Regions from separate parts of the Mus musculus genome. Here region 2 is linked to region 1. A link is a loop called in an ENCODE intact Hi-C map of the cell type or tissue named here. Cell type or tissue: heart. All regions are shown on one strand. Links, peaks and the distances in the headings refer to the core of each region. The heading gives the core; the rest is flanking DNA. Region 1 overlaps Zmiz1os1 (a long non-coding RNA gene). Region 2 holds the start of Zmiz1 (zinc finger, MIZ-type containing 1).

Region 1 (16,889 bases), core at 5,498-13,497:
CAGGCGATGGGCTATTGAAAGGCCAGGTTCTCCAGGGCCTCAGGAGAATCCATACTTCAGACCTGGTTCCATCCATGTGGGCTGGCCTCGTTCATTCTCCCAAGGTAGCTTGGGGAGATCCCCCAGGAATCTAGGGACTGATAGAACAGCATCCTGCCTGGGTCTGAGTGATTCCTAGGACAACAGAAAATGCTCTGAGAGGTGGTGATTGGCTTCTGGGACTAGACAGCCATCTATGAATGACACAGATCAAACTGGCTATTCTGGGAGACAGCATAGGCTGGGGAGACCTGGACCTGGGTGGTGGAGGCCTTTGTCAGGGAGCCAGTAGTCTAGAATACCAGACTGGGTCTCACCTCCTTGCTTAGAGGCCATGAGCCATCATAGACTGTGGGTGGTCTACAGAGAGGGCAGTGTTTGTCAGTCTGTGTGGAGGAGGCGCCGCAGGTTTCCTTGGGGCTTTCTCAACCCTGTCCTTTCCAGATCCAGTTCCAGTTCGGTGGACATCAGGCCTGACTGCTCCTCTCTGAGCTTGCTCATGTCTCTACTGAGCACTGTACCCAGGAAGACAGGGTAGGTGTGGGGCTCACCTAAGGAGATGTGATAGGGGGACCCCACAGCCTCCAGCCCTGGGTTCCTGCCTGGCCTCCTCCAGGTAACATCACACCCATTAGGCTATCACACCTTCTTAGATCAAGGCCTACCTCTGCTAACCCAAATACCATCAGAGCCTAAGAAATCATCGAACTAGGTCTCCATTCTTTAAGTGAGCTTTCCCTTGGAGTAGCTGCCCAAGGGGTCATTGTGAACACTGAGATGTTCACTGGCCAGTAAGTGTTTGAGTCTGATCCAGGCTGACTTCTGTCCACAGAAGGGTCAGAGAGACACTCTGAAGGGACAGGTTGAGTTATGAATGAGGATGACCAGACATTCTGGGGAGAGGTCCAGGACACTCAGAGGTAGATGTGTAATTTGGAATGTCTGTTGGGAAGATGGCCTGGGAGCATTGGTGTAGGGCTATGGCACTGGGCTGGGCCTTTATTGATGGTGTCACTCTGCTTCAAGGATACATAGGGTCTGCCACCACCTCCACTCTTGGGAAGAAGGACAGATTCCCACTCAGACTCACACCAGCTCCGAATGAAGGACAAACAGCCCTGTTGGTTAATTACCCCCAGAGTACCAGGTTATGATGCTGTAGACAAGCAACCTGAAAGGACAGTCATCATCAGAGACTCCCACCCCCACAGTCGGTAGTAATGATTTAAGGGGTGTGTTCCCAGGTGGCTGGAAGCTGGTGTGAGCCCAGGCACACGGCCCAGGCTTTCTGCCAAGACAGAGCTAGGGATGGGCTGGGCCCTGGGTGGGAGGAGTTGTTCCTGTCATTCTCTTAGACTTGTGTGCCAGAAATGACCTTGATGTCTCCACTGGCTGTTCCCTGTCACTCTGTCCCCAACAAATATGGAGGGACATTTTAGAATGAGAAGCCCTGAGAGCCCTTCTTCCATCTGTTGGCTGCCGTAATTCACCAGTGGGCTAGTGCATCTGACCCATTTACTTTTTTGTTAAATGTTTTAAAGCCTTATTGATTGTTTGTGTGTGTGTGTGTGTGTGTGTGTGTACATGTGCATGCATGTGTGTGCACACACACACACGCACGTGTATGAATGCCTAGGGCTCACAATGTGTGGAGGTCAGAGAACAGCTTTCGGGAGTCAGTTAGTTCTTTTCTGTTTCTAAGGATTGAGCTCAGGTTGTTGAGCAGTAGTCAGCAAGAGCTTCCTACCCACTGAACCACCCTGCCAGCCCATCTGTCACTCTGACTCAACAGAGGTGCCCTCTTCCTCTAGGCATGTCTCCTCACCCAAGGGTTACCCTCTGGTTAGCCTATGTTCACCTGTACTCTGAAAGACGCCCCCTCTTCCAGATTCTTTCAATTTTCCTGGACCAAGGGACGCTTCTGGGTTACCCACCTATTTACTTCCTGGCCAGACTAGCAGAGCAGGTAGGGACAGTGTGGCCCAGAATCCACCACACAGGGGACATGCGGGACTCCACCTCAGTTTCTGCAGAATAAAACTTTATGTCTAGAGAGAAGGACAGATGCAAGTGGATAGTGCAAAGGTCCCCACAGACCCCCACTGTTGCTGTATGCAGGGCCAGGGCAGATCCTTTCAGACGGCAAAATGGTGGCTCTGGAGCCAGACAATGTGTGCTCAGCTCCCACCTCTGCAGTTTGCAAGCATGGTGGCCCAGGCAGGTGGCTAGGCCTCTTTTTTTCTCCTCTGTAAACGGCTTTGCAACCCTGATCCTGCACAGATTTACTGTGTGAATGAGTTACGTTCACATATGACAACTGTACTTATTCCTACTTTATGAGTGACTCTGGAAGCCCCTGACCCTGAGTGAGCCTGAGAAGTGACCCTGAGAAGCCCCAGGTATGGATGTTGGTGGCCTGAGGAAAGACAGCAGAGGGGAATGGCCAAGGGCTGGCAGACAACCTGGTTGCCTGGATTTGAAGCCTGTCATGGACCTCACAATGGGACCTGAGAACATATGATGTTCTGGGCCCTAGTAAAAATAGCTGTAAAGTGCCGGTTGAATAACGGCTGCTTCCTTGTGGCATTCCGAGACACACTTAGTGTGCTAATGTAGGTGAGGTTAGTGCCAGGCGTCCGCACATGCAAACTCTCAAGTGACTGCCACTCGCATTCGACAGGTGGGCAGGACATGACTTACTATTACAAGAGGAGGTCATTTTAATTCGGTTCTACTTGAATCTCTAGCCAAGGCACAGACTGTTTCAGCCTTCTTCCCCTCCTCGAGGTTTAGGCTTCCTGTGTCTTCGAAATCCCCCCCCCCCTTTTACTGATAACTGGAGACCCTTGGCCACCCTCCTCTCGACCCAGCCCACTGACTCTCCCTGAGGGGAAGTGTTGAGGGTACCCACTCTCCCTGAAGCAGCACCAGCTAAGTCTACTTCATCTCACCTTGCTGGATGCGATGGGTCCCTAGGGCATCAGTGCTCTTTACGGGCAAGGCCACCACTTTTCTCCCTCTTCTCCTGTCTTTTGAAGCCCGTCTGTCCACTCAGCACGTTGGCAGGAAGCTGGATGGTTCCCCTCTGTCCTGCTTCTGTTTGGCTTCTGTGGGCTCGCTGAGCTGCATGGGGAGGGAGGCGGCAAGCTGGGATCAGTGCTTGGCTACTGCTTCTATGATAAAGGCCTGAGCGCACTCTTGAAGCAGGCACGTTCACAGTCATGGGCAGGGCACCTCTTGGTCTAGGGATGGAGGCACTGGGGGTGGTAGGCGGTAAGCTCAGTCAGCAGCGGGGCCTGGAGGCTGGGGAGGACTCTGAGCTGGTTTTTTGAAGAGCTCATCACAGGACATTCTGGAGGGACAAGATTACCACTGCAGCTCTCAAGGGAAGATATGACCTCACACGTATGGCCTCCGGTGTCCTGAGATTCTGCTGGGCTGTCAGTCTCCCGAGGGGCAACCATTATTGACAATGGCCATTACACCTCCCATCAGCTTCTGTGGGAGCAAATATAAAACCTTTAGAATACATTCACAAGCAGGTGGGCTGCAAGGAGGGCTTAGAGAGCTTGTTGTCTTTCCTCTCCCAGACCAGAGGCCATCCTGGACACCTCAGAAATAAGACAAGCCTTGCAGCTATGTCCTGAACTTCTTAGGCCAGGCTCGGGACCAAACCATTGCTGGAGCCCGGTAGCCACTTCTCTGAGCCCGAAAGCACTTAACGGGGTGGCAACTAATAACATCCCCTTCCCAAAGGTGGAGAAACTGAGTCCTAGAGATGGTCAGCAGATGGTCAGCAGAGGATCCACAGCCACAGACAGCCAAGCTAGGCCTGAGGCTTGGCTCTGCAGCCCTGGTCTTAGCCAGCAGGATGACCCCTGCAGAGTGGTTAAGCAGGCAGTGGGCAAGAGCAGGTGCTGTGAAGGCTGAGTCTGTCTGAAGCCTCAACTCCAGGGGGCTCTTGGGAGAAGCAGAGGAAGAGGTCTCAAGTAAGGTCTTCTTCCTTCTGATTGGATAAGGTGGTTGTCAGAGGGACTCTGATTGGATAAGGTGGTTGTCAGAGGGACTCATTGTCCCAGGGCTCTCTGGCTAGCTGCACATAGGGATCCACCCTCAACCCTCTACACCCACCCCACATCCCATGAGACAGGGTTTCTCTGGATAGTCCTGGCTGCCCTAGAACTTACTTTGTAGACCAGGCTGGCCTCAAACTTAGAGATATGCCTGGCTCTGCCTCCCCCGTGCACACATAAGGGATCTTTAACAAAAATACTAGGTATACTGCAGCTTGACTCAGCCTCATGGCTGTCACAGGAAATTCTTACCTCCTCTGGGAGTGCCAGGATAGTGACTTTCCATTACTCAGGTGTCTGCTGGGCTTTTACCACCCACTAGATCCCTTCATTCTGTCTTCACCCCAGAGGTCTGTGTCCTTCCTGTCCTTTGGTTTTATCTGCTTCCTCTTCGCCTCACTGTCCCCTGCCTCTTGCCAGTCACCACCACCTCTTGTCTGCCGAGGACAGAGGCCACTGGTTCTCGTTGCTTCTCTGCACAGGTGCCCTTCAGCTTCACGGGGTCTTCACAGCACCACTATGTGCTTCTGGTTCGCCCAAGGCCTCTTAGGTGAAGTCCCAATCTCTGCGCTTGTCCTTGAATTAGCAGGGTTCTTGGCCTGGGAGCAGCAGTAGTAATCAGAGAGGACTTCCTGGAGGAAGTGACAACTAGGTTGAAGGACAATGGAGAGTAATGCTGTATGCTCACAGGAAAGGCACTGTGGGACAACAGTAGCTAGAGCCCTTCCTGAGAGACCCCACCCTCACTGTCCTCTCTGCTTATGGGATTTCTGAGAGGAAGCAGAGGGGCCGCACTTCCTGCCCTGCACAAGACATTCTGGGAAGTACCATGGCGTGGCAGAGGGTGGGCAGGCAGCAACTACATAGGAAGAGGGCGCACCCGACAGCATTTGCTGAGCTCAGATAAAGGGCCCAGGAATACCCAAAGAGGAAGAGACTGAGTTTGCAGCCTCCTGGGTGTGGGCCTTTGGAGATGAACAGGTCCAGATAGACAGACGCCAATACCAATAGTGTGGTGATAAGAGGTTTCAGGGGGCGGATCTCCAAACTCCATAACAGGGAGTAGGCAGGGAAGCCCCGTATGCCCTCTTCAGTGGACACACTGAGACTCTGGCAGGGGGCTCTCGTGGAGAGAGGAGCAAAGGGTCTGCATTCGTCTTTTCCTTCTGTCAACTCATCTTTCTGACCTTGGGCGTTTGGCGCTCCTGAGGCAAAAGTGGACAACAAGCCTTATCAGAGAAGCTGGTTTGCCTGAACGCAACAGTTGTAAAATGGATTCCATTGTGCACACGAGTTGTTCAGAAAAACAGGATAGATCTGACTTGTGGTACAAGGTGAACTGATTTCTCTTCGGGCTGTCTGTCTCAAACTCAGCTCCCAGCTCGAGGGAACGAGGGTCTGAGAGGCCGGGGCCTCCAGCTGCACGTTGCAGCTGACACTGGATGATGGGCGTTGCTTCTCCTTTTTTGGGTCCTCAGTCTCTCTATCTGTGTAATGGGAATCTTAGAAAACGAAAGTGTGTGTGAAGAGGTATGTGTTGGCCACGCTTGTGGGAATGCAAGGGCAGGGTGCAGGCTTGGCCTCAAGGCTCATGAAACTCAAGGTCTGGAAGAAAGTTTAAGAATTAGCAAGACTAAGAAACCCCACATGGAAATACAGTTCAAATGTAAGGGGCATACAGTTCAGGCACTGAGTGGGGCAAGGTAGAAATGCTACACCCAGAGAGGGCTTCCTGGAGGAGGTGGCTTCAGCTGAGACCCGTGGGAGGGAGGGAGTAGGTAGAATGGGGTGATGTTTAGGGCTGGGGTTAGGGAGAAGATGGACGTTTACCTGAATGGCTCTAACTGACTCGACATCTTTCAGCTGTTACCCTGGGAAATCTGGTCTACACTGGAAAGAGTCAGAACTCCACAGTGTATCCAGGAATGGTGGAGAGGGTCTGGCTGTGCCTGGAAGATTCAGTAATGAATCTTAAGAGAAATTCTACAAGTCAGCACTGGTGGGGTTCACAGCCCCTGAAATGCCTCTCTGTTAGTGCTGGGGCATGTAGCTCAGTGGTAGAGCTCTTGCCTAGCATGTGTAAAGTCCTGGGTTCTGTCCTATCCAACCCCACACCACAGCTCCAAAAAATAAGTGTACGTCTTTTGTTTATGCAAACACGGAACGGAACAAGAATGATCAAGTGCCATCTCCTCCAAGAAGCTTTCCTGGATTTTTTCTGACAAGAATGTTATAACTTTTGAGGGCCCTACCCTGGATACATTTTTACACCCCCTATTTCCTTTAGAAAGACCTCAGAGGCCTTGAGTCCCCAGCTTCTTACTGCTTTGTCTAGCCCTTGACCCGGCTGGCAGGCCTGAGGGTTGGGCATTATTCTTTGTGTCTGCCTCAGTACCCTGTATGACCCTTGGTTTAGGGAGAGATGAGAATATGTCAAAGGAGACTTCAAAGACTTCCCTTGTGTACACAGCAGCCAGCTCTGGGCCAGTGCAAGACAGGCTAGCTGGTTCAGATGAAATCTCAAGCAAGAGACTCACACATTCCCCTGGGGCTTGTGGGGCCAAGTCTTTGTCCTGAGCTACTGGTTGGCAGTTGTTTGTCTGTGGTGGCCTAGTGACAAGTTCTAGTGTCTTCAGTATGTCCCTTGTCCCTACTGAAGTGGGACTCTCAGAAACATTAGCCCACCCTGGAAAAATGAGAATTTCTATGCCCAGGGATCGGCTAATGGAGACCAACGTCCCTTGTCACCGCACTAATGTTCAGAGAGAGCCTTGGACTCCATTAGGAAGCTATTTTTAGTAGGACACGAATTAAACACCTTTACTGGCTGTTGGAGGTCAGGGAGGTGATGAAGTCCTAGAGGCAGAAGGGAGCCATCTTGCTAAACTTGGGACCTGTTCATTTCCCCCTGGCTTTCTGTGGCTGCCTGTCATCTGTCAGCACTGCCCATGACCTTAGGAGCTCTTGGGCTTTCTGGAGCTGGAAAGGCAAGCAGAGAGAAGGAGATGGGGAGGAGGAGAGACCTGATCTGTGTGAACACAGGACCTGGCCAGTGTGTACACATGGCTGTGTCAGAGTATAACTAACATCTGTGTGCAAGGAGCTTATCTGTCGAGCTGGGAGGGGGGGGGGTTATGGTTTGCTGTAGAGCGGGGTTCTCCTCATCACCGGAACCCAGCCCCTGGTTCTTTGAGAGGCTCCTGTGAGGGAAGGTACAGTGTAGGGCAGCTGAGTATGCTCAGCCTTGCCAGTGTGTTTGCTGACAAACATGGGTGGGCACTGCCTCTGCCCTCTAGGGGTGTGAGTAACTTGGAAGGGTCTAAATGCAGAGCCCCACTTGAGGACAGAAAGAGGCCCAAGTGTGCTTCCTGAATGCACAACATGTGTGACCCAAGGCCTGTCCTTGCCTCCCCAACACCCCCCCCACACACACACACACATACACACACACAGCATCTTAGGCAGGGAGCTTTCCAGTCTTCCATGTGCTTTCTGCCTCTGCTCTCGGGACAGATGAAGATACTCCAGGAACAAGGGACCAAGTGGGATCTGGCCTACCTGTCCCTACCTGCCCCTCACCTGGGGACTGGCGCTGCTCTGTTTCCTCTTGGCCTTGATTTCAGCCTTTGAATTCTCTACCAGATAGATGACAGTTGCCACTAACCGGGATGGAAGCCAGTGCAGTTGGGGATGGCAGGGGGACGACATCTTTGCAAGTGTTCTCCGGTCACATGGACCTGGGCTAGGTTGGGCAGTGTGACCTTACACAGCTCATTTCTTATTTTGGGACCTTTCTCCCTTCCATTTGCAAAAAAATATCCTCAGGAAGAAATGAGAAGGGCCCAAGCTGTTCTAGCACCTAGAAAAGGTGTCACACACAGTAAGTGGCTCTTGCTGTCCTCCCCTGGACACTGAGCTGGTTATAACAGGCTTAGTGTCTTTTCCAAAGGGGTAGGTGAAAAAATTCTCATGTTAGAGGTGCTGGCTAGGTGTCTCTCCCTTGCAGCTAGCTAGCCCTGTCAACCTGGAGTCCTATTCTTTAGGCCGAATGTCAGGCTTTGAGTCCCAGGTTCATCTCTGTGTGTTTATGAAAGGGGGCTTGCTCCCTGAAGGCAAGTGGTTTCCACCTTTCTCCATGATCTTCATGGGTGCCTGGCACAACCTCAAATTTAGTGGCAAAGAAGGACTGGTGTGTTGTATACAAATGCCCTGAGCAGGGAGCTAGAGTTTGTTCCCATGATCCTCTTGGTGATAAGGAAACTGAGGCACGGGAGGAGGGGCTGTGTGGGGTAGATAGGAGATTCAGTGGGCAGGAATAGGAAAGGCTGGCTTGGAACCTGGGCCAGAGAGGAAGCAGGGACCCAAGGGGAGGAGGGACCAGCCTGCAGTGAAAGACTGGACAGTAGAGGAGAGGGCTGGGGTGAGTGGGGATCCCCAGGCCGAGGCTAACAGCATCTGGTGGCCTGGGAGTGCAAGCGAACCCACATTTGATGTGGTGTGACAGTTTCTGAGTGTCTGGGATGATCCAGGCTCCCTGCTCAGCACTCATTCATTCCATAGTCACCCCCAGCCCCCACCCTGTGCTCGGTTGCTGGTGTTGCCAGGCAGGCTGCTGCCTAGCGCTGTTCTTTGGTCATCTGGGGCCAGGGCCCTGGGATAAGACTCAGTCCCACAGGCACAGCATGCCTCAAGGCTGCAGGTGGCCTTTGTGGCCTCTGTGCCCTGGCTTTGTTTTCCCCAAGTGGCTACACAGAGGGAGGAGGGAGGCTGGGCGGCCTTTGCATGTGGCAGCAAATTTGGGCCATTGATTTCCATTTATTTCCTGCTCAAATGATCCAGGCCGGCTGCTGCTGGGGGTGGGGGTGGAGGGGGGTGCTCTTTAGCATTTTAAGTTTGCAGATAATTGGAGGAAAATAACTCCAATAATGAAATCTCTGCTGGATCACATTCTGATACGTGACAAATCAATTCATTTATGATACCTTCTTTGTCACACTGAGCCATTCTGGCGCTCAGTGGAAACCTCCTAAATTAATAAAACTGTTAAATCCATGAAACCCTCCGTTCTGAGCTGCACATCGCAGCACAAGTTTGAATCATTAAGGGAATAAAACTGATAAATGTGAGTGGGGGAGTGCCTTTGTCTGGAGAGGGGCCGGCTTTCAGGGCAGATAATTGTCTTCAGGGCCCATACAGCCTCACTGGGGTAGCAGGGGGCGGGGCGGGGGTGGGGCCAGGCACACTTTGAGGGTGGAAACCAGTCTTGACCTTACCAGCGTCTGGAACAGGCTGCTTCAGTAGTGAATTGTGTAGCTTCAAGCTTTTTAAAAGAAAGTATGATTTAATAGCAAAGAGAGAATATAAAGCCCTTATTGAACTCTGTCAAATTTGACTTGGCTTGGCAGGGGATTTTTTTCCAAAATGACTACGCTTGTCAGATCCCAAACTGTTCAGGGAGGCGTGGTTTAATAAATAGGGCGGAGGTGGGTGGGGCTGAGCTCAGGCAGGCTGAGTGGCCTCTTAGCTAATCTTCTTGTTAGCTGCACGTCCCTGAGCAGGCTGCTGGGCATCTCTGGGCTTCTGTTTTCTCAACTGTGACTTGGGAGCTGGGAGGAGGACCCTACAGCGATGAGTGTATAAGATGTACAGGAAAGTGCAGTGTAAACTGTCACGTGCGAGGCAGGGGTCAGTGAATGGTGTTTTCTGTGAATGGTCCCTGGAAGTTAAGGGATTCTGCAGTTCTTGACACACCAGGATAGATTGCTGTTGCTGTTGTTGTTGTTGGGTTAGATGTAGGTGTTACATGATTGTGATGGGATCTGCTGTGTGCTTCTGTGCAATATCCTACACTGATGTCTATTCCTTCGCATGTACACAGAACTAGCAGAGTCCTTGTATCCCAGCATCCCTCATTTAGTGTGGCTTGGCTCTCAAGCAGGGAGCAAGGAGGCCTGCACCCAAGATGCCAGCAGAGGCACCTCATTTCCTGCCCAGACAACCCAGTTCACAGATGCTTAAAGGACTGGGCCAGGAAGGGCAGGTGGGAACCCTTGGCCCTAAGCGACTGCTTTGCTTACCTCTTACTGCAACAAATCTGGAAATTTCCTGAAGACACCTGAGCCTTCCTCTACTTTAACTTCCTCTAGAGTCCTCTTTAACCGAGATCCCTGGAATGGTTGGAGTAGCCAGCCCCATCCTTGTCACTTGTGGGTTGTGAACCTACAACCCGAGAAACCTTTTGTGTTGTACAACACTCATTTATATGTTATGCGTGCATAATTGAACAAAATTTAAGGAGACTGCACTTGTCTTCAGTTCAGGAAATGCATGTGAGTCTACTCTATTTTAATCTTCTAGCTTTTATTCTACTCTAGTCTCTCTCTGTGTCTCTGTCTCTGTCTCTCTCTCTGTATAGTGATGTGCGCATGTGCATGCTTGAATGTGTGTATGTTTCTGTGCACATGCACATGAGGACTGACGTTAGCATTTATGGGCTTCCTTGATTGTTCCCTACTTTATATATTGGCACTGGGTCTCTCACTTAATCCAAAGTTCTTCAGTTCCAACTGGTCTAGTTAGCCTTGTCCTGAGGAACCCCCTGCCCGATCTCTGCCTCCTGAGTGGCAGGATTACAGATGGCTACCATGCTTGCTTGGCTATTATGTGGGTTTGGGGGATGCAAACTCTAGTCCTTATGTTTGCATGGTTAGCTTTTATCCACTGAGCCATTTTTATTTATTTTTAAATATGTAATTATGTGTGTGTGTGTGTGTGTGTGTGTGTGTGTGTGTGTGTGTGTGTGTGTGTGTGACATTCAAGTAGGAGCCTTTGGCGGTCAGAAGAGTTTTGGATCCCCAGGAACTGGAGCTACAAATGGTTGTGGGCCACCATGTGGGTGCTGGGAACCCAATGTCTGTCCTCTGTTAGCGTAATAAATGCTTTTAACCACTGCACTGTCTTTCCAGCTCCTGTTCTTGGTCTTTAAAATGATGCCTTGGTCCACTAAATTATCTATCTGTGCTACTAGTGGATGTGACCCACAGTTTAGAGAATTTGGATCTGGCCCGCTGCTCACCTTTTTGACAAGGGACTTGAGCATGAGTGCCATCCAGCCCAGCCATGTTACTGTATGGGCTGTGCCTGCCCGACTCCTGAAGGCATATGCCCCTCACTGCTGTAGTTGTCTGGTAACCCTGAGTTCTCTCACAGCCTTCCCACTGGTCACTCTGTGTAGGACCCAGGACCTATAGATGGAGATGGACTGTCACCATCAGCTCCACTCTACCTTCTTGAACAAAGGATGGAAGTGACAAGGTGGCTCAGCTACCCTCTCTGCTTCAGAGAGATCAGAGAAGGTGGGGGCAGGGAGCCCATGTCCCCGATATAATGAGCCGCGTGGCCACAAACCTGACAAGTCTTTGCTCTGCAGCATCAGGAATCCCTGGCAGCCACCAACACAAGCGCTAATTGCCAGCTTGGGCAAGGACGGCAGCCCTGACATCCATATCAATTATGGCCACTGGCCATGCCTGGGAGACAAAGGTCTCAGAGGCTGTCAGGCTCCAGTGTCAGAGCTCTGTCTGCCAAAGAAGACACAGAGACAATAGCCACCTATCACTACTCACTGCCTTGGCAGGCTGTGCCTGGGTGGGGTAGAGCCGAGCCTGACAGGTGAGGGGCCAAAGCAAGACAGCCAGGCTGTCTTACTGCTTGGACACGATGCTTCTCACACGAGTATGTGTGTGTGTGTGTGTGTGTGTGTGTGTGTGAACTCATGGGGGGCGGGGGAAATTGCTGGTTCAACTTTTGATTCATTCTGGTGAAAGTTTCCTGTGGGGAAATGGAAATGAACTTGGAAACATCCCCACTGGTGTTATCTACTTCCTCTTCCTCTTCTTCCTCCTCCTCCTCCTTCTCAGATTTATTTATTTTATGTTTATGACTGCTGTATTTGCATGTATACCTGCATGCCAATAGTGGGCATCAGATCCCATTACAGATGGTTGTGAGCCACCATGTGGTTGCTGGGAATTGAACTCAGGACCTCTGGAAGAGCAGCCAGTGCTCTTAACCATCTCTCCAGCCTCTTCTCCCTCATTAGTGATTTTTATGCTGAGAGCTGTGTGGAGGGGACAGAGGCCTAGTGGTGGCTTTTAGGACCGCTGGCCATGGTCCTGCACAGTGCGTTTGCTAACTCAGGTTGGGGTGAACTTTGAGTATTGGGACTCCAGTGTTGAAGAGCATCCAAATAACTTGGAAAGATGTTGGTCACCCTTGTCTGTTTCTGATTAGTGTCCCTGGGGTGGGGTGTAAGCAAGCCCTTACTAAGCACCCAGGTCTGGCCTTAGGCCATGGTTCTCAGCCTGTAGGTTGTGACCTCTTTGTCACACTTCTATCTCTAAAAATGTTTACATTACAATCCATAAGGTAAGCAACTTACAGATATGAAGTAGCAATGAAAATAATTTTAATGGGGGTCACCACAGCATGAGCAACTTCATTAAAAGGTCACAGCATCAGGAAGGCTGGGAATCACTCCCTCAGGCCAATGTATCCCATGACAGTTAGGAATGCGGCCCAATACAAAATCATTAATGTACTTAAAACATTATGACTTTTTTTTGCGTGCACATATGTTTATGTGTGTGGCTGTGCACATGTATGTTCCAGTGAATATGCATGTGTGTGTGTGCATATGGAAACCGGAGGTCAGTATGATATGTCTTCTACAACTTCTCTTTCCACTTCATTTTCTGAGGAGTCTGTTTCTGAGCTTGCTCTTTCTCTGCTAGGCTGTCTGTCTGTCCATCTGTCTCTACTCAAGCCCTGTCACTTTTAGCACTGAGGTCTCAGATGTGCACAGCCGGGCTCATTTTTATGTGAGTGCTGGAAAACCAGACTTAGGCCCTCTTGCTTGTGTAGTAAGCACCCTCAGCAAGTCACCATCTTAGCCTCCTGGATGGTACGTCTCTGTGTCTGACTTATCGGCGTGTAATGCTTCAGGGGGCATGGCTCTCTAGCGACATCTCTTTCCCATTGATAAGGAGTATTCTAGTGCTTTCTGTCTCCAGTTCTCAAACATTTGCACTGCTTCCAAGGTGTGACGATTCCACATAATCCTATGTCCAACACTTATGGACCATCCTTTTGTGTGGTTGTAGATTTCCATTTCTTCCTGGACTCATACCGCAGGGTTATATGGTCAGTGGACACTGTTTAAGGAATTATCCGGCGCTCCTCCAACATGGCAATTGCAGCCTGGTGTGGTGGCACACTCTGGAATCCTGGCATTCCCGAGATTGAGGCAGAAGGCGCAAGGGTTCAAGGGCAGCTCTGGTTACAAAGTGAGACCCCATCTCACAAGACAAAACAAGGCCAAGCACAACAGTAAGTCCGTAGTTCTGCATGCTCACTATCAGTGGGTGAAGGTTTCAGTTTCTCTACCTTCTCTCTAACGCCTGTTGCTTCCTGCTTTTTAAGTTTTTTTAATTTAGTTAGAGCCATTTTTTATAAGGTACATGAGGTGTCTCCTGTGGTTTTCCTTCATGTTCCCCTTTGACTAATGACAGTGAGCTGCTTCTCGTGGACTAGTGGTTCATTTGTTTCTCTTTGGTAACAAGCTTATTTCTCTGTCCATCCGTCCCTCTCTCCCTCCCTCCCTCTTTCTTTCTATTCCTTTGGGAATTGAACTCAAGGCCCCCCGGAACGCTATGCATAGGCTCCACCATTGAGCTAACCCTGCTCTGGTTGTTTGTTTCATTGAGATGTAGATTTTCTTTGTATATCCTCAATATGTCTCCTTCACTATTAGTTTTTATTTGCAAGCGTTTTCTTCCTATTTGTAGTTGTCTTTTCACTTCCTTTTCAAAAGAAATATGTTTATTTTGGGCATTGGGGTAGCAGTGTGTGATGGTTTGTATATTCGTGGTCCAGGAGTGGCACTATTAGGAGGTGTGGCCTTGTCGGAGTAGATGTGGCCTTGGAGTGGGTGTGGCTTTGATGGAGTGGGTGTGGCCTTGTTGGAGTAGGTGTGTTGCTGTGGGCGTGGCTTTAAATTCTTAGTCCTAGATGCCTAGATGCCAGTTTTCTAGCTGCCTACAGAACAAGAGGTGGCACTCGCAGCTTCTGCACCATGCGTGCCTGGATGCTGCCATGCTCCCTCCTTCATGTTCCTTTTCATTTTCTTAACCCACCTCCCCTAGATGTGGTGTCAAAGTTCATCACTTTCATAGTCTGACATCATTTTTAAAATTTATAGATGGTGTTTTCTTGCCACTGTTGAGAAATCTTTACTTAATCCAAAGTCACAAATAGTTTCTCTTGTGTTCTTTTCTCTCCCAGACACTGTAGAGTTTTAGTTTTTACCTTAAGAGCATGGATCCATTTTGAATAATTTGATGTACAATGTGGAGTAAAAAGAAAATCTGAGTGGATATTTTCATTTTGGCAGATAATTATTCAATTGTTGGGACATCACTTATTGAAGAGTCTCTGATTTCTTCATTAGATGTACTTGATAGTCTGTTGAAAGGTGACTCAGTGCGCGTGCAAGTGTGTGTGTGTGTGAGAGAGAGAGAGAGACAGAGACAGAGACACAGAGAGAGACACAGAGAGAGACAGAGACAGAGACAGAATCTCCTGACAGCACTCTGCAGTGCTGACCTCCTGTCTGTCTCTGCGCTGGTCCAGTCCTGCCATGACTCTGCTATAGACTCTAGTGCAGCTTCCACTTGGCCCTGGACTGTCTGGCTGGTAAGATCCCTTCTACCCTGCTTCATCCCCACATAAACCGTAGGATCAGCTTGGCAGCATTTGCGAGCACAGCCTGTTGAGAGTTTGATGCAGATGTGAGAGGAATTCTGATGGTGATTTTTTGGTGGGAAATTGTCATCCTAACCACTTTGCTTTCCCATTTGTGAACACTAACTTAGATTTCCATTTATTTGTGCGTCCTTTCATTCCTTTCACTAATATTTTCTTTTCTTTTATTTATTTTTTTGTCTTCTGAGTATAATTGTTGCTTTTGTTGGCTTATTTCTAAATATTTTATTCTGTTTTGTGGCATGAATAGGTTATTTTCTTAATTTTATTTTCCAGCTGTTCATTACTACTTAATAGAAATACAATTGATTTTTGTATCCCAATCCTTTATTCTGTGGTAGTCTTAAAATGAATGCCTTAGGCAGGCAATGGTCATGCACGCCTTTAGTCCCAGCACTCAGGAGACAAAGGCAGGTGGATCTGTGCTCAGCTTGGTCTACAGAGTGAGTTCCAGGACAGCTAGGGCTACACAGAGAAACCCTGTCTCAACAAACAAACAGAAAAACTACTTACTGCCTTGATATACCTCTCAGAGATGTTAGGTCTCAGGAAGTGCATATGTCCAGAAATCACAGTCTTGGCTCAATTTGAGCTGAACTCTAGAAGGATTTCTGGCAATTAGACAAAAGTCAGCACTCCTCAGGAACTTGTGAATGGTTTCTGTCAGCCAAGAGTAGCCATTTTCCTGGCCCTTGGCAGAAGGACATGTGCCTCTCCATTGACATACACCTGCAGCATGATCTCAAAGCCATGCTGTTCTCCAGGCTCCTGCAGTCCCCATTCAAAAGTCCCTGTCATACATCTCAAAGCCTCCACACTGAAATCCAGGATCTTCTCACATCTCCTCTAAACCCCCAGGTCTGCCCCAACTCACAGACTTCCCTTCCCCAGCTACTGTCCCCCTCATAGCCACGACTTTTCCACACCTGGCTTCCCTGGCCTTGTCCAGTCTGCTGCTTTTTCTCTCTGCTCTGAACTCTTCCAGATGCCTCTGAATGCACTCTCTCTCTCTCTCTCTCTCTCTCTCTCTCTCTCTCTCTCTCTCTCTTTCTCTCGTGCGCGCGCGCGCGCGCGCTATTAAAGCCTTCGTATGGATCATTCTAGTGGTTTCTTAATGAGCCCTCTTTTGCATACAATGGGAGTGGGTTTTTGGAAGTTCTTACCCAGTAAAATATGGCAGACAATGTTGTGTAGGTCTCTAGGCCCAGATTTTTAGGAGTTAGTAGTTACTGCATCCTGGCTGCAGGACTCTGCACCAGAACTGAAATTCAGCCTCCAGAAGTCCAAGGGGCTCACAGAAGAGCCCATCAGAGGTGTCTGTGGGGAGGAACCCAGCCCCAGCCTAGGCAGTTCAGCTTGCCAGCCTTTGAGTGTGCTCTCCTGGGAGAGGCTCCTGCAGCATCTGACTGAGCAGCTTCAGCTGGGGCTGGTAGAGTTGACTCTGGCTTTATAGCCAGGTCTTGACTTATACTTGTGAGCAAAGCAAAAACCAAAAACCAAAAGAACAACCCCCCCAAAACAAACAAACAAAAACAAACAAACCCAAAACAAACCAAAAAACAAAAAACAAAAACAAAAATCCAAAAAACCAAAAAACAAAAAACCAGCAGCTGATCACATGATCATTGTGTTTGTTCTGTTTTGTTTTCTGGGTGATTTGTTTCTTGAAACTCAGGGACATTAGAGGGAACATCTGCCCTCTGTGGTTAACAAACTTGGTGGGGAAGAAAGGGAGGGAGGGAGAGGGAGAAAAGAATGGAGGGAGGGAGGCAGAGGGAGGGAGGAAGAGAGGAAAGGGAAGGGAAGAAGGAAAGGAATCAGGAGGGAGGGAAAAAAGAAAGAGGGAGAGAAGAGAAAGAGGAAGGGAAGAAGGGAGGGAGAGGGAGGGAGAAAGGAAAAGAAGAAGGGGTAAAGGGAGAGAGGGAGAGAGGGAGAGAGGGAGGGAGGGAGGGAGGA
Region 2 (13,600 bases), core at 5,389-13,388, 54 kb before region 1:
ACCGAGGTCTCGGCATCGAAGCAGAGATCTGGCCGCCGGGCCTTCCAGGGCTCCCGGGTCGGGTGCCGGGATGCCCGGCTCCTTGAGCCCGGGCTGTGGGAGAGGCCCTTCACCCTGCTCCGGGCTGGAGGCACAAGGTGGAACTGTAAACCAGAGAAAGGAAAAGTTTTCGGCAGGTAGAGGGAAGGGCAGAGTAGCCGCGGCGATCCGCTGTCCCCGGGGGAGGGTGGGGGGCCCAAGCCCGCAGTCCTGGCGCGCTCCTGTCCGCTAGCCCTCCCGCCCGGGTTGTTTACATTCCTGGAGTGTCTTTTAAACCGGAGGCTGTGGCCGGCTCCTGGCCTTCTCCCGCGGCTTCGGGGCAGTCTCCCGTGAAAATCTGCTGGCGCACAATGGCCGGGAGAGGAGGCCGCCCCTCTCCCGCGCCCCCACCGCTCCAGGGCGGGGAGCCTGCCCTCTGCACCGCGCCCTCTCCCCGCCTGGCCAGCTTCCTGGACAGATGTCTCCGGCCAGGGGGCGACGCGCTCCCGCAGCCTGCACCGCGACACCGAGGCCGTGCTCCCCACTGTTTTCTCCCTGGCCCTGACGCCAGGAATGTGAAACAAGCTTTCTGAGCTTCCCTCCCACAATCCGGACCGAGCTTCAGCTCCGGCCCGGCCCCTCAATCTCCTCCCGGGTCGGCCTCCCACTCCCCCGGGGCCACCGCCGCCGGAGACAGAGAGGAAGAAAGAACACGGGGAAATTACTTTCGTATTTGCAACGCGCGCGCACACACACACAGACACATCTTCCCCTTGGGCTCGCCTCCCGACTGGGGCAGCCCCGGCCAGGCGTTGGCCTGAAAGCCCCTTCGGCTTCCGAAGCCCGAACGAGAAGCCTCGACACATCTCTTCAACGTGTCCTGCTTCAGCCACGCGCCGCGTTTCCCTGGGCTATTCTCCCCCCAAAACAACTTAACCGCGCCCCCATCTCCCATGTACAAAAGTGTGTTCTCCATAGAAATTCGGAGGCACAACTTAACACCACCAACCCTTGCCACCCTAGAATCCAGCGCCTTCCCGGAGGTTCTCCTACGCACACAGGAGCACAACTTCACATCTTTCCAAAAGAGGCAAGGGAGAAGCAGCCAGTCCTTCCCGGGTCCTCTCCTCCCTCCTCCGAATCCGTATCCCGGCTGGCTCCCGACTGATCGGAGCGACGGCTGGGAGGCGCGCCGGCAGGAGGCGGGCACCGAGTCCGAGCGCACAACCGCACCGGCGCCCCGTACACCCGAAGAACCCCGGGTCCCCGCGCTCATCCGGAGCCGCTCTACACAAGCTGGGCGCTCGCTGGTGGCCAGAGCCTCCGCCCCCGGCGGCCAGAGCAGCGGGCCGAGCCTGCACGGCTGGCTTCTTTCGCCCGGCCAGAGCTAAACCTTTAAGAGGAAAGCCCTAGTATAGTACACGGCGCTCGCACCCCGATGATCCGCCGGGAGCGGGTGGAAGCCTCGGTGTTAACGGGCGCTTGGCTCTGTCCCCAAACTTACCGGGCGCTGCGAGCACCACTGCCACCGCTGGAGGACGCGCCGCCGCCACCGCCGTGTAGGGCAGGCTGGAGCCGGGAGGAGCGCAGCGAGAGCGCGGAAATCCACTCGGCTCCGACTCCGGCTCCGGCTCCTCACCGGCCGGGGCTAGGGTCAGCGCGCTGCGCGGGCGCTGCTCGCTTGCTCTGCAGCCGGATCGCTGCTCGCCCGGCCGGCAGCTTGCTCTCCCGGGCGCCCGCCGCCGCCGCCGCTCGCTTTTTTAATGTCCACAGACAGTGAAAAGGAACTCGGCGTTAGGGGGTGAGTAAGTGAATCAACTCGCCCGGAGCCGAGCAAGTTGAAGTGTCAGATTACATTGGCTATTCTATTTCCAAAGGGCCCCGCGCCGCCGGCCTCCCGCAAAAGCCGGCACGGAGTCACGGCGGGAGCGGAGTGCCGCGCCTCCGGCGCGCAGCTCTGCTTGCCTTGGTTCGCTCTCCATCTGCGCGCTCGCTGCGCTCTCCTTTTCTCTTTTCCTTTCCTTTCCGCCTCTCTCCTTTCCCTTCTTTTCCTCCCTTTCTTCTCCGTTCCCAGGTCTCAGCTCTTTTCCGAACCCTGTTAGGCACCGCGCCACCCTCACCCTCCTCTGCTGCTCGTTCACTCTCGTCCCTCTTCTCGCCTCCCTTCGCTGCTCTTTAACGCCCCCCTCTCCGCATCCCATAAGTTTGGAGCGGAGAGACTGATGTGCCTAGGAAGGGATCACATTGGTAGGAGCAAAATTACTTCCAGAAGGCGTACCCCGCTTCCTACTGGTCCCCTGCAGGAGTGCACTGAGACCTCAGGTGCTGTCAGCTATCTGAATTGGGGTGACTGGATTGCTAATGAGACACTGTGTGCGAAACTTCCATGTAGATTTTGGGATTATTCCTAAAACAGGGTGAGAGAGGGTGAGAGGACCCTAACCTTCACTACCACCGGTGACGCAGGGGAGACTAAAGTGCGCCTCCATTGACATCTTGAGAAAGAGCGAGAGGTGCAGCGAGAACCATAAATACCCACTACTACTTGAAGTTAAGAGCAAGGACGCCTTAGTGCCTGGTAGGGAGCGCCTGGGGCGCTGAGAGCCGAGCGCTCCCGCTTTGCAGAGGTGGAAATAACCCAACCAAGCCCACAGCCCAGGGCTGGGCTCCACTCCTACAGTGGCGAAGAGCACTCACGAAGCAGTTAGGTGCGCTCACTTGCGGAGGTTCCCCTCACAGACCGGCCCCCAAGTGTATCCAAGTGCGCACTCCCTTTGGCTCTTGTCCATTACCACTCACACAGAAACTCCTACACAAACGGCAAACGGGTTTGCGCCTACCTTACAGCATGGCACGCATACTTCTCATAGCACGCATGACCCCCTCCACACACTTGTACACACACTTTCCATCCCAGTTATGCCCGTGCACCTGGAGTCATACAATTGAACACACAAATATAGTGTACACCACCCCCGGTACGTTTAAAAACAAAACAAAACACGAGGCATTCCCCCGTGCACTACCTCTCACATTCGCGTACACATACCACACATGTTCCCCTTACTCTTCCACATCCCTTCCTCAACCCCACCCGCCTCTCGATTAGAGGTAATGTAGTCCTAAAGACAACAAGCGTCTAGGCTGGACCCGCGCGCGCGCGCGCGCGCGCACGCGCTCCCCTTCAGGACAGGCGGGGGAGGCTTGGGTCTGAGCCCGCTAGGGACTCCAGGTGTGGCGATAACTCCGTGCTCCGCGTTTTGCAGGCAGCCACGGTGTCGGAGGCGAGGCGAGGAAGGGAGCTGGAATAACAAAGGCAAGTTGGGAAGAGCGCAAGGGGGCGCAGCCCTGGCCGGGCCGCGGGGGGAGCCCTGCACTGCCGGGTCGTCGGAGGCTGCTTGGCCGCCAGCCGGGGGAACCGGAGGTGGGGAGGAAAAGTGGGGGGAGAGGGGCGGAGCCGCCGCGTGACGTCAGAGAACAATGACACCGCTGGGGGCGGGTTTGGGCAGGCAGCCCGGGCGGGGGTCTTTCTCAGGGCCTGGGGCGGGCGGATGAAGTCTTGGCCTCGCCAAGGCGGCAGTTTGATTGACGAGGTCCGCAGGGGAGCGCAGACGTGCCACGCAGACTCGTGAGTCCTGAGCCTCCTGGGTGGTGATCAGAGCGCACCGCAGGCCGACAGGGGAGCCGGCCGGACAGCTCCCCCCATCACAGACCCCCAGTTTAGAATATCCTTCAGAGGGCTGGCTGATCTGACCTCGGCTTGAACTCCTTCAGGGCCAGAGAGATCACTCCTTCCATCACCAAGACAAGAAGGCAAAATGCGTTTGCTCGCTTTGAATCCATTCTCAAAGCTGTGACTGTCTGGCAGCTGAGAACTCAGCCTGGAATTCCTGAGGGTAGACTGCAGCTCAGGTCCACAGGGACATTGGGCAAGGGTATCTGGGTGCGGGGGGGGGGGGGGGAAGCTACCTTTCTGGAGGCAAATTCTGACTCCTGCTGCTTTCGGGTGCAAGTGGGGGTGGGGTGGGGGCGGTGCTCATTTCTGGCCTCAGTCCTCGGACCTGTCACAAGAGATGAACTGTTAGCAACTTGCTCCACCACCCACCCACAGGTGGCAGCTGAGTATCCCCGGGGAAAGTGGGTGGCATGAAATCACTTCCAGACCTCTAGGGACACTGGAATGGCCTGGTCCCAGTACATTTACAACAACAAGAAGAATACCTCCCCCGACTCCACCCCAGCTTGTGGATGGCCCGGGTTGGGCAGGGCAGTCTGAGAAATCCTGGAAAGCTGGACTTGAAAGATGAGAAATCAGTTTGCTGAAGAAGCCACAGGCATCCTGCTCTCAGGCACAGCATCAGCACACCCAGGAGGCCACCACCGTCCTCAGCACCAAAGCCCCTGTCAGCCTTAAGATGCAAGAATAGACCCAAACAACAGCAGGGCCAGCTCCCGTTCCCTTGATGACCACCAAGTCAGGGCACTCAGCTCTGTGGGTCTTTCTCCAAATTTGTAAGTAACCTGAGCTAGTCACCTCTAAGAAGTGGAGAAAATGGTGACCTATGGTGAACATTCATGTTCAAAAGCTCCTGCCCAGAAGAAGGCCTGTCCCATCCCCTTTCTTTAAAAAATTACATCTCGTTTATTTATTTATTTGAGGGGAGGGACACACATGAAGATCAGAGGACAACTTTGAGGAATCATTTCTCTTTTTCCACCAATGTAGGTCCTAGGGATTGAACTTGGATCCTCAGTCTTGATAGGGTGTACCAATGGTGAGCCATCTTGCTGGTACCCAACCCCTTATTTCTAGCCTACATGTACACCTGGAAATCCAGAAGTAGCTGCAGAGGCTGGAGGAGTCTAGCAGGACAGAGCCCATGTTGCTTTCAGCCTTCCCCGCCCACCAAGCATGACAGCTTGAGGGCAGTAAATCTAAGAACTCACACCCAGGCCTCTTCTGAGGGCCCACACCTGAAGCACTGGGATTCCCAGGCCCTCCTTATCTCTGTTTCTCTGCTCAAGGGGTTACTGGGCCAGCTGGCCCCCTCTGGAGTCCTAGAAGGGATGGTTTATTTAGTGCCTACTGTGTGCTGAGTGAGGACATCATGACATTCACTTACTGCCTGCAGTTAGGGACACTACTGTCCCCTCCAGAGGAAAGTGAACTGTCAATCTTGTCCACATGCTGCTCAGACTCTCATTAACGAGGCATCTTGTTAGCCAGCCACTCTGCATTCTTATCCAGAAATTCTGTGTAGCCCTGGGCAAGTTGTTCTCCCTTTCTGAGCCCTCTGTAAACTAAAGGCTAAGTCTCATAACACTGATCAAGCCTTGGTGTTTGTCTACTCCCTGAGTTCCCAGTCTCAGCTTCAGCAGCAGTAGGGCCTGGGTGGAAACAGAGATGGAAAGTCCACTCTGTCAAGTCGACTCAGGTTCCTGTATTCCCCCTGGCTCAGAAGGCAGCTTCCGAACCCACCAGACTGGGGGTTGTGGAATGCAGGCTCTGCTTACACCCACCTTTCCAGCAGGCTTAAGTGCCTCTAGTTTCCTACCCATCAAGACTGAGGTGGGGGCCGAGTCTGAATCCCAGGAAGCAAGGATTCCAAGGGCCAAGAGGGAGGCATTGATGGGAGGATCTGTGCAGCGTGCAGTGAATATGGCCTCCGGACCAGGCTGCCACCAGGTGCCAGTTCCTGCCTCTCTGCTCTGGAGCCAAAAGGCATGTGAAAATGGAACTCACCGCTCCCCTCTCCTTCCATGTCTCCAACCTGGTATCTCCAGGCTGATGGAAGAGCACAGAGATTACCTGGATGTTCTGGGGTAGGGTTCCAGGTCCGGCTGCACCCCGAGCTCATCGCATTACCAGGGATGATACAGATGAGGTGACCTTTGGAGCGCTTCAGGAAGACCTGCTAAGAACTGGTCTCTGTCTGTCTAAGCCCTTCTAGGTCAGTGAGTAGTGGGGACATAATTAGTCTTCACCTGTGCTTGAGCAGGAACCTTGGAGTCCTGCCCAGCTCTGTACCTATATATCTTAGGAGTAGATAGTTGATCTAGCACAGAAAGCCTGGACCCTCTAGCACAAAACCTCTATGTTCCAACTAGATTCTTCTCCCTTTTCCGAACACTAGAAAGCCGATGTGCCAGTGTGCGATTCCCAGAACTATGGCCTTCTGGGTCTCATCTGTATTGGTTTCTTGAGAGGCTGGGGGCACATTAAGACAAGGTCTTGCCATATAGCCCAGACTGGCCTTTGAACTCAAAGAGTTCTGCATTGGTTGAATGCTGGAATTACAGCTGTGAGCCATCATATACCCAGCTAGGATGTGTCATCTTGTCGTGCCATCCTCTGATCCTCACCATGGCATTTCGATGAGTGATTAAGATGTGCTACAGAGAGAGGCGGTGGCTTCCCCTGGGCCACAGGCATGGAAAGTACAGAGAAAGCTTAAAAGGTGGGCCACTTCCTGCAGCAGCGCCCTCTCCCTACAACTAGAGTTCTGCCAAGCAGCAGGCTGGGACCGGTTTGTGAAGGACAGCTGGGGAGATGAACTCAGCATGCCAAGGTGGAGCACAGTGACTTCCTGCCTTCATTCTGCAGCACCGGCTCCCTGTAAAAGAGCTCAGGCGTCTCACATATGCAGGCTTCTCACACTCTCCTGCCCTAACCTGTCTTCACGCGCTCCATGTTTAGTGGCTTCCAGGAGAGCCACCAGCGCATGCATACAACTCCTTGCATGCTTTTGCACAAGCTCCTTTTGTCTTCTAAGACACACCCATGCCAGCCTTCCAGTCCATATCTGCAGCCACCTGCTCAGGAGCCTGCTCTGATAATATCACCAGCCAAGATGTCTACGTCATCTCCATCCCTGAGTGCTGCCAAACTGCCTCTATATCCATGTGACCATAGCGATTGCCTGTTCAGTTCCTGCTATGGGCCAGGTCCTCAGTAGCTTGAACTCTGGCCCTCACCTGAGTTGAGGATTAGTACTAATGGCTCCATTTTACTGGTAAGAAAACTGAGGCCCTGAAAATCTCAGTCACTAGTGTAATACCTCACGGTGGAGAGCTCTTTGGTACCCGAGGCTTTTTGGTACCTCCAGGGGTAGCATGGTTCACTGCTCTATGCTATCACCCAGCAAGTTGCCAAGCAGTAAGTACAGTGGCGATATGGGGCACACATGGAGAGACCAGGCTCCCAGGAAAGACTGCCCAGATCAGATGCCATTTCTTAGGTTTGGGGAAGAAAAATCACTGCTGTTGGACAGGTGCCTGGAAGGCAAGCTCTCATGGAAGCTGTAGAAAAGCAGATGAGGGTGGAACACGCACCTGTGCAAGATCACAGAGACCAGATAGTATCTGGGCTCCCAAAGTGACAGGCATTCCTGCACTCTGCAACCTGCCTCGGAGCATCTTTAACCGTGTTCTTTAGGAAGGACACATGGTCCCAGAGGCCTTGAGGATGCTGTTGTTCAGTGAGTGGCTCCAGTTCTTTCCCCCCTCAATTAAAATGAAAGAGAAGAAAAAAAGAGAACCCGAAACATTGTTTCCAGTTGTGGCTGCTGCCAACTGGAATGAGAATCCCACTGAGTAAGATGGATGGAGTAGGCGCTAGCCACCCAGAGACCTTGCCTTGGTCCTTCTGCAAGTACCAGGTGCAGTTTGGGAGGGCTGGAGGACCACCGCCCACCATCATAGTTTCCTTCCTCACCCACCTGTAGCCTTGGATGAGCTGGACCCCTTCCCTGGCAGGTAGCCCCTCACTCTATCAAGAAAGATCTGTAGATACCTGTCTGAGGGTGCTGCAAAAATCTCTCTTCTAGGACATCACTTTAAACACTGGTTTAATTCCAGGGTGAACATGGGAGGATTTCCTACCCCCCCCCCCCCAGGGAGGAAGGCCATCTGCAGGGGTGGAGGAATGGGAGCCTAGAGGCACATCCATCAGCTCTCTGCAGAGACAGCTACCCATTTGCTCTTCAGAAAGGGCTCCCCAGACTCCACGGCCATCACCTTCTGCTTACATCTCTTTGAAGAATCTCTCTTGCACCGGAACTCTGACCTTTCCAGACCATGGACAAGTCTGACCCAGGTTACCTCAATGATCAGCCCTGCAAGAGCAACATTCTGGTCACTGGCTAGGGTCTAAGAGGAAGCTGCTACCAGAACTGGCTTCCTACATGCCCTCCTCCCCTGGGAAAAGCACTTCTGAGTTTGTAAAGAGCACTTCCTGTCCCGTGTAAGTGCCACAACAGCCTCAGGAGGCAGGCAGATTGTACCATCCACTTTGTGGAAGAAGAGGAAGAAGAGGAGGAGGAGGAGGAGAAGGAGGAGGAAAATGGCTTGGTGGTTTGGCCAATATAACACACATAGGGGATGGGCAGGGTCTTGTCAGGATTTGAACTCTGATCACTTGATTCCATGTCACCAACCGAGGTGATGTTTCAAAAGATGTCACTCCTAGCCCCAGATGTTGCCACGAGACAGGATCTCAGAGACTTTGGTTCATTCAACAAATAATTGTTGATTATAAGCTGTGTCAAATACAGAGCTTAGTTCTAGGGATCCAATAAAGAGGAGACAGATGGGATCCATGCCACCACCATCTATCTGATAATTCTGATAGAGGAAACCAGCCAAACAGGCCCCATGCAGACAGGCCTGATCCCAGAGCTTCAACCCATGTGCCCCAGAAGAAGCCCAGGACCCAGGGCCCACAGCCTTGGGCTCCTGCCCTGGTTTTTTCGTCTTCCTAGCTGTGTGGACTGAAAAAGGTTTTCCTGACATGTGTAAGCACACAGCTTCTCCCATGGTTTCTAGGTCCTTGCCCTACTCCCACCTTCTAGGTCAAGTGGTTAATGATTTCCTGGCATGAGTAATTATCCTGGTACAGTGTTTTCTTAAACCCAACTTTTCATGGGCACTTGAAGGCAGAGAGGGGCTTCTCGGGTCATCTGACTTGAGCCCCTCACTAAGCAAGAACACCTTAGCCTCATTTTTCCCAGGAAGTAACAGCCTCCCCCCACCCCTCTCTCACCCTTCCGGAGTAGATAGACTGCTCGCTCCTTCACAGAGCAGACCTCTGCCCAGTGGCGTGCTAGTAAATGTTTAACACCTGGCTCTCCAGACTGGGGTGAACCTGATTCGTAGTATCTGTTGATTCCCTTAGTGTAAATAGTCCTACCACAGTGGCCTGGTGCTGCATGCTTAGCAGTTCACACAGTTGGTGAAAGTTTAACCGCTGTCATTCCTGAGTCAGTACAAGCAGGCTACAACACAGGGTGGCCCCCAAGAAGAGTCTGGTCTGGCTTGACTCTGCTGGAAGTTTTTTCTGCTATGGAGCAAACCGTCTCACTGACCATGTACATCCCTCCACATCCTGATCTGAATCCTGTGAGATGGGTAGATCCTGGGCTTATCGAGATGGATTAGGCACCTTCCTCTCTGCCCTTCCTCCCTCCCTCCCTCCTTTCTTCCCTTTCTTACTCTTCCTTTCTCAAATATTTATTGGGCCCTGGTGACCCGGGCTGTGGTGCTAGGTACTGTGGCTACACAGTATCTTTTGCCCCTGGCTCCACCTACCCTGCCTGTCCACTTCCCAGACCCCACTCAGACCGGCTGATCCCCACTCTCCAGAGTTTGTGTTGACAGCCACCCTTTCTCTTCCTGCCATGGGCAGCCCTGCCTCCCGAAGCCTTTATCGTCCCTTTTGACACTTATCACTTTCTACCTCGGATTACAGCTATTTGTGTACAGGGCTTATCTCCCTGCCAGACAGAGAGGCAGCTCTGGTTGTTGAAAGTGTGGACTTTGGAGCCATGTGACCTGGCCTTCCATCCCAGCCCAGCACAAGGGCTATGCTTTCTCTGGAGCTCACACACCTTTGGGAACCTCCGTTTCTTTATCTTCCAGGCAGGCCTGGTGATTAACCACTTTCAAGATGGTTTTGGCTATTCAGTGGGATTAAAATGTAAACCCCTTTTCCGGTTCCTGTCTGGACTTCCATCCTCTTCTGGGTAGACCTTGCGCCAATGCCTCTTCGTGGTCTAATCATTAGACTCTAATACTATTTATAACAGACACATATGTAACAATGCAAAATTCAGGGTCTTAGTCCAAGAGCTTACCTATGGGGATGCATTTTATCCTTCCAAGCTTGGGACACTGGAACTAATCTCTCTCCATCAACAGCAGACAGTGTGCTGGGTATAGTAGCACACACCCATAATCCCAACACTGCAGAGGCTGAGGGAGGAGGAAACACCAAGAATTGGATGCTAGCCTGAGGACCCTTTCCCAGAACCAACCAGTCAAGTACAAAGATAAATTAAAGCACAGACAGGTCACGCAGATACTGAGTGAGAGCTAAGATCTGAATCCAGAACAACCTGTTTTAGAATCCCAGCTGTTGAGCTGGACACAGTATGTCGGGGGTGTGAGTTGCATGTAGTTTATAGAGGCTGGGAGTGGGGGTGTCTGTAACGTTCCAAGCCTTTGCACATCCTTACCCCGGCCTAGAGACAGGGTGGAGTGATGCATTGCCCTTTTGGGACTCCCCAAAAATAAAGTGGTTAACATGGGAGGAAGCAACATCTCCAGACCCTTTGCTCGGGGACAGGGAGGCCACTGATGGATCAAGCAATGTGAGGAAGATCACGGGACATAACAAAAGGAGATAGATGGAGGAGTGAAGGTAGCTTGTAAGTGGAGGCATCAGAGGCTCATCTAGGAATAAGGCTCACAGTTTTCAGTAGACTGTTGGGCAGTCCTGCAGTGGCTTTTGTTTCTTTTTTTTTTTTTTTTTAATTTTCCTTTGTCTTTCTTTTTTGTTTTTAAATTAGATATTTTCTTTATTTACATTTCAAATGCTATACCCTTTCCTAGTTTCCCCTCTGAAAATCCCCTATCCTCCCCCCCCCCTCCCCAACCCACCCACTCCTGCTTCCTGGCCCAGGCATTTCCCTCTACTGGGGCATAGAACTTTCACAGGACCAAGGGCCTCTCCTCCCATTGATGATTGACTAGGTCATCCTCTGCTACATATGCAGCTAGAGCCTCAAGTCTCTCTTTGTGTCTTCTTTGATTGGTGGTTTAGTCCCAGGGAGCTCTGGGGGGGGGCGGGTACTGGTTAGTTCATATTGTTGTTCCTCCTAGGGGGCTGTAAACCCCTTCAGCTCCTTGGGTACTTTCTCTAGCTCCTTCATTGGAGATCCTGTGCTCTGTCTAATGGATGACTCTGAGCATCCACTTCTGTATTAGTCAGGCACTGGCAGAGCCTCTCAGGAGACAGCTATATCAGGCTTCTGTCAGCAAGCTCTTGTTCGCATCTGCCATGGTATCTGGGTTTGGTGGTTGTTTATGGGCTGGATCCCCAGGTGGGGCAGTTTGTGGATGGTCATGCCTTCAGTCTCTGCTCTGAACTTTGACTCTGTAACTCCTTCTATGGGTATTTTGTTCCCCATTCTAAGAAGGATCAAAGTGTCCACACTTTGGTCTTCCTTCTTGAGTTTCATGTGTTTTGCAAATTGTATCTTGGGTATTCTGAGCTTCTGAGCTAATATCCACTTATCGGTGAGCTGCAGTGGCTTTTGAAGACAGAATAGAGCAAAGATAGCTGGACTGACCTGGGCCAAGTTGATGTTCTGATTCTCTAAAATCGTCTTTGAGCTTCCATAGTCTTAATTTCTTACCTCACCTAAAGTGGGGCTCATCTCTCCACTATCCCAAGTTGTAGTTTCTCCTGCAGAATAGGCATGAAGAGTGGACCTTGCAGTTAGTTCACGGGTGAACCAGATGGCAGGAGATGTCAGCTAGAACCCCTTGAGGTTAGAGGTGGGTGGACTTACTTGGGGGAGAGAGAAGAACCAGGTAGGGCCAAGAGGAACCCAGCATGGATTGGGGTGGCAATACCAGGTCTGCTAGTCTTTCTCATCTATTTTCTGTTGCTAATTGCTTAGTGCTTGCCCGCTCTGTTGGTGTCTAAAGGGGCTGACCCATGCGGAACCCTGTTCCTCCCACCAGCTTAGGATAGCCCAGCCATGGATCCTGAAGGCAGGCCTTATAGAGTACATTAAAGAGTCCTTGAAGAACATATGTCTCAGGAACACTATGAGACCTGCTTTCCTCTGTAATTCTGCCCAAATCAGTGTTCCTCCCATTCTCCTGTGAAAACTGGGTCTCAGGTGTGTGACAGGGCCCTAGAATGAAAAGTGACCCTTCCCCCAACCCAGGCAGACTCTCAGGGCCCTTGGAGGCTTGGAAGGCTGTGGGGAGGGGTGCGGTGAAAGGGTGAATTAATCCAGGCTCACCCTCAGGGGTTCTCTATGATGCTAATCTCTTCTGCTTTTGATGCATCCTCCCCCAACCCCCACCTCCCCAGTCCCAACCCAGTTTGAGCTGGAGCCTTAGTTCTACACTGGGGCTGGGATTAGAGCTCCCAGGGTGAGGCCCACTATACCCATAATGAAGCAGAAGGGGTTTATCCCTGGGCAGGAGACCAGAGTCCAGGTTACGTGCCTGCATATGCATTGCACTCTTCTTTGCCAGAACTTTCCCTCTCCTGGTCTTGCCCTCTCCTCTGCAGAGGGGCTCTGGTCATTCTATGTCACACAGAAGCCCAGTGTGCCCTTGGGACCTGAGGCTCTGGTCATTAAGAGCAGAGTCCAGACTGCAGTCCTGCCCCAACTGCAGAGGCTTTATTCGGGTAGTTTTTGTTTGGTTGGTTTTGACCAACATTGATAGAAGAACCATAATTGCCAAAGGGAACTAGATCACGCATAGTCCCTTACGGTCCTCACGGCCCCTGTAATAGGCCTACAAATGGGGAGGCATAGTGTCTCAAGGAACTGGGTACTAATGTGGTACAGTCTGAGAGAATGTGGTACAGCAGCTCATCAGAGTCCACCACTGTACAGAGAGCACAAGACCCAGGCAGATATGCATACTCCGTGTGAAGAATGCACTGGCTTTCTATGCATGTCTTCCTTTCCATACCTAGTCTTGTTCTAGAGATGACCTGAATCTACTGTGTGCCCAGTGGAGCTGGGAAGAGAGCCCAGGCCCCTACAGTGCTGCACAGCAGGCTGGGGCACCTTTGAGGATGCCAGCCTCAGGGGAATCATAGAGGCCTCTCAGCCAACCCAGCCTTGCAACATCCCTGTAAACCTGGCTTTATACACAATTAAAGTTTTACTACAGTATGTTTCCTACATATAGAAGACTATTTGTGAGCTATGAGCACATCAGGCCAAAAGCTCCTGATTATTTAGACACTGGGGAAGACCTGCCTTTCGACCCCTTACTTCCTAGAAGGAACCAGTACACTAAATGTGGTCATTACTCCCTTCCTTTTTAAAAGAAATCATTTCAGGACACCTGTATGGAATTGCTGGGCTAACTGCACCTTGGAGACTCAGAACCTGGGACACACGTTCCTGGTGCAGCCAGCTGGGCAGGGCAGCACCTGGCAGCTGGACATCCCTTGAGCAAGGCATGCTGAGTGTTTGTCTGGGTGGTGCTCACTACCCGCACCACCCCCTCCTTCCCACTCAAGGGTTCCCAGCTCCTTCTTCCAGCTCCA

The links. Peaks named below come from ENCODE experiments on the same cell type or tissue, not always from the same donor. Only the 100,000 strongest peaks of a DNase experiment are listed, where the experiment ranks them.
Region 2: it touches region 1 in a loop (2.2-fold over the local background); 7 of 42 quality-filtered maps call a loop at or near these places.

What each region holds. Positions count from the first base shown.
Region 1 is chr14:25,389,834-25,406,722 of GRCm38, reverse strand. It overlaps Zmiz1os1 (a long non-coding RNA gene), which reads left to right. Exons shown (of 8, transcript XR_003951078.1): 1 at 1-573. Gm32645 (a long non-coding RNA gene) reads right to left here and starts at 5,001. Exons shown (of 7, transcript XR_003951092.1): 1 at 4,365-5,001; 2 at 3,410-3,537; 3 at 2,991-3,162; 4 at 1-174. In heart, for the core only: no CTCF peak of the experiment used is centred there; DNase peaks (open chromatin) are centred at 9,592 and 11,662; H3K4me3 peaks cover 766 bases; H3K27ac peaks cover 5,428 bases.
Region 2 is chr14:25,447,479-25,461,078 of GRCm38, reverse strand. It overlaps Zmiz1 (zinc finger, MIZ-type containing 1), which reads right to left and starts at 1,894. Exons shown (of 24, transcript NM_001310666.1): 1 at 1,523-1,894. In heart, for the core only: no CTCF peak of the experiment used is centred there; DNase peaks (open chromatin) are centred at 6,608 and 9,778; H3K4me3 peaks cover 967 bases; H3K27ac peaks cover 6,422 bases; H3K27me3 peaks cover 374 bases.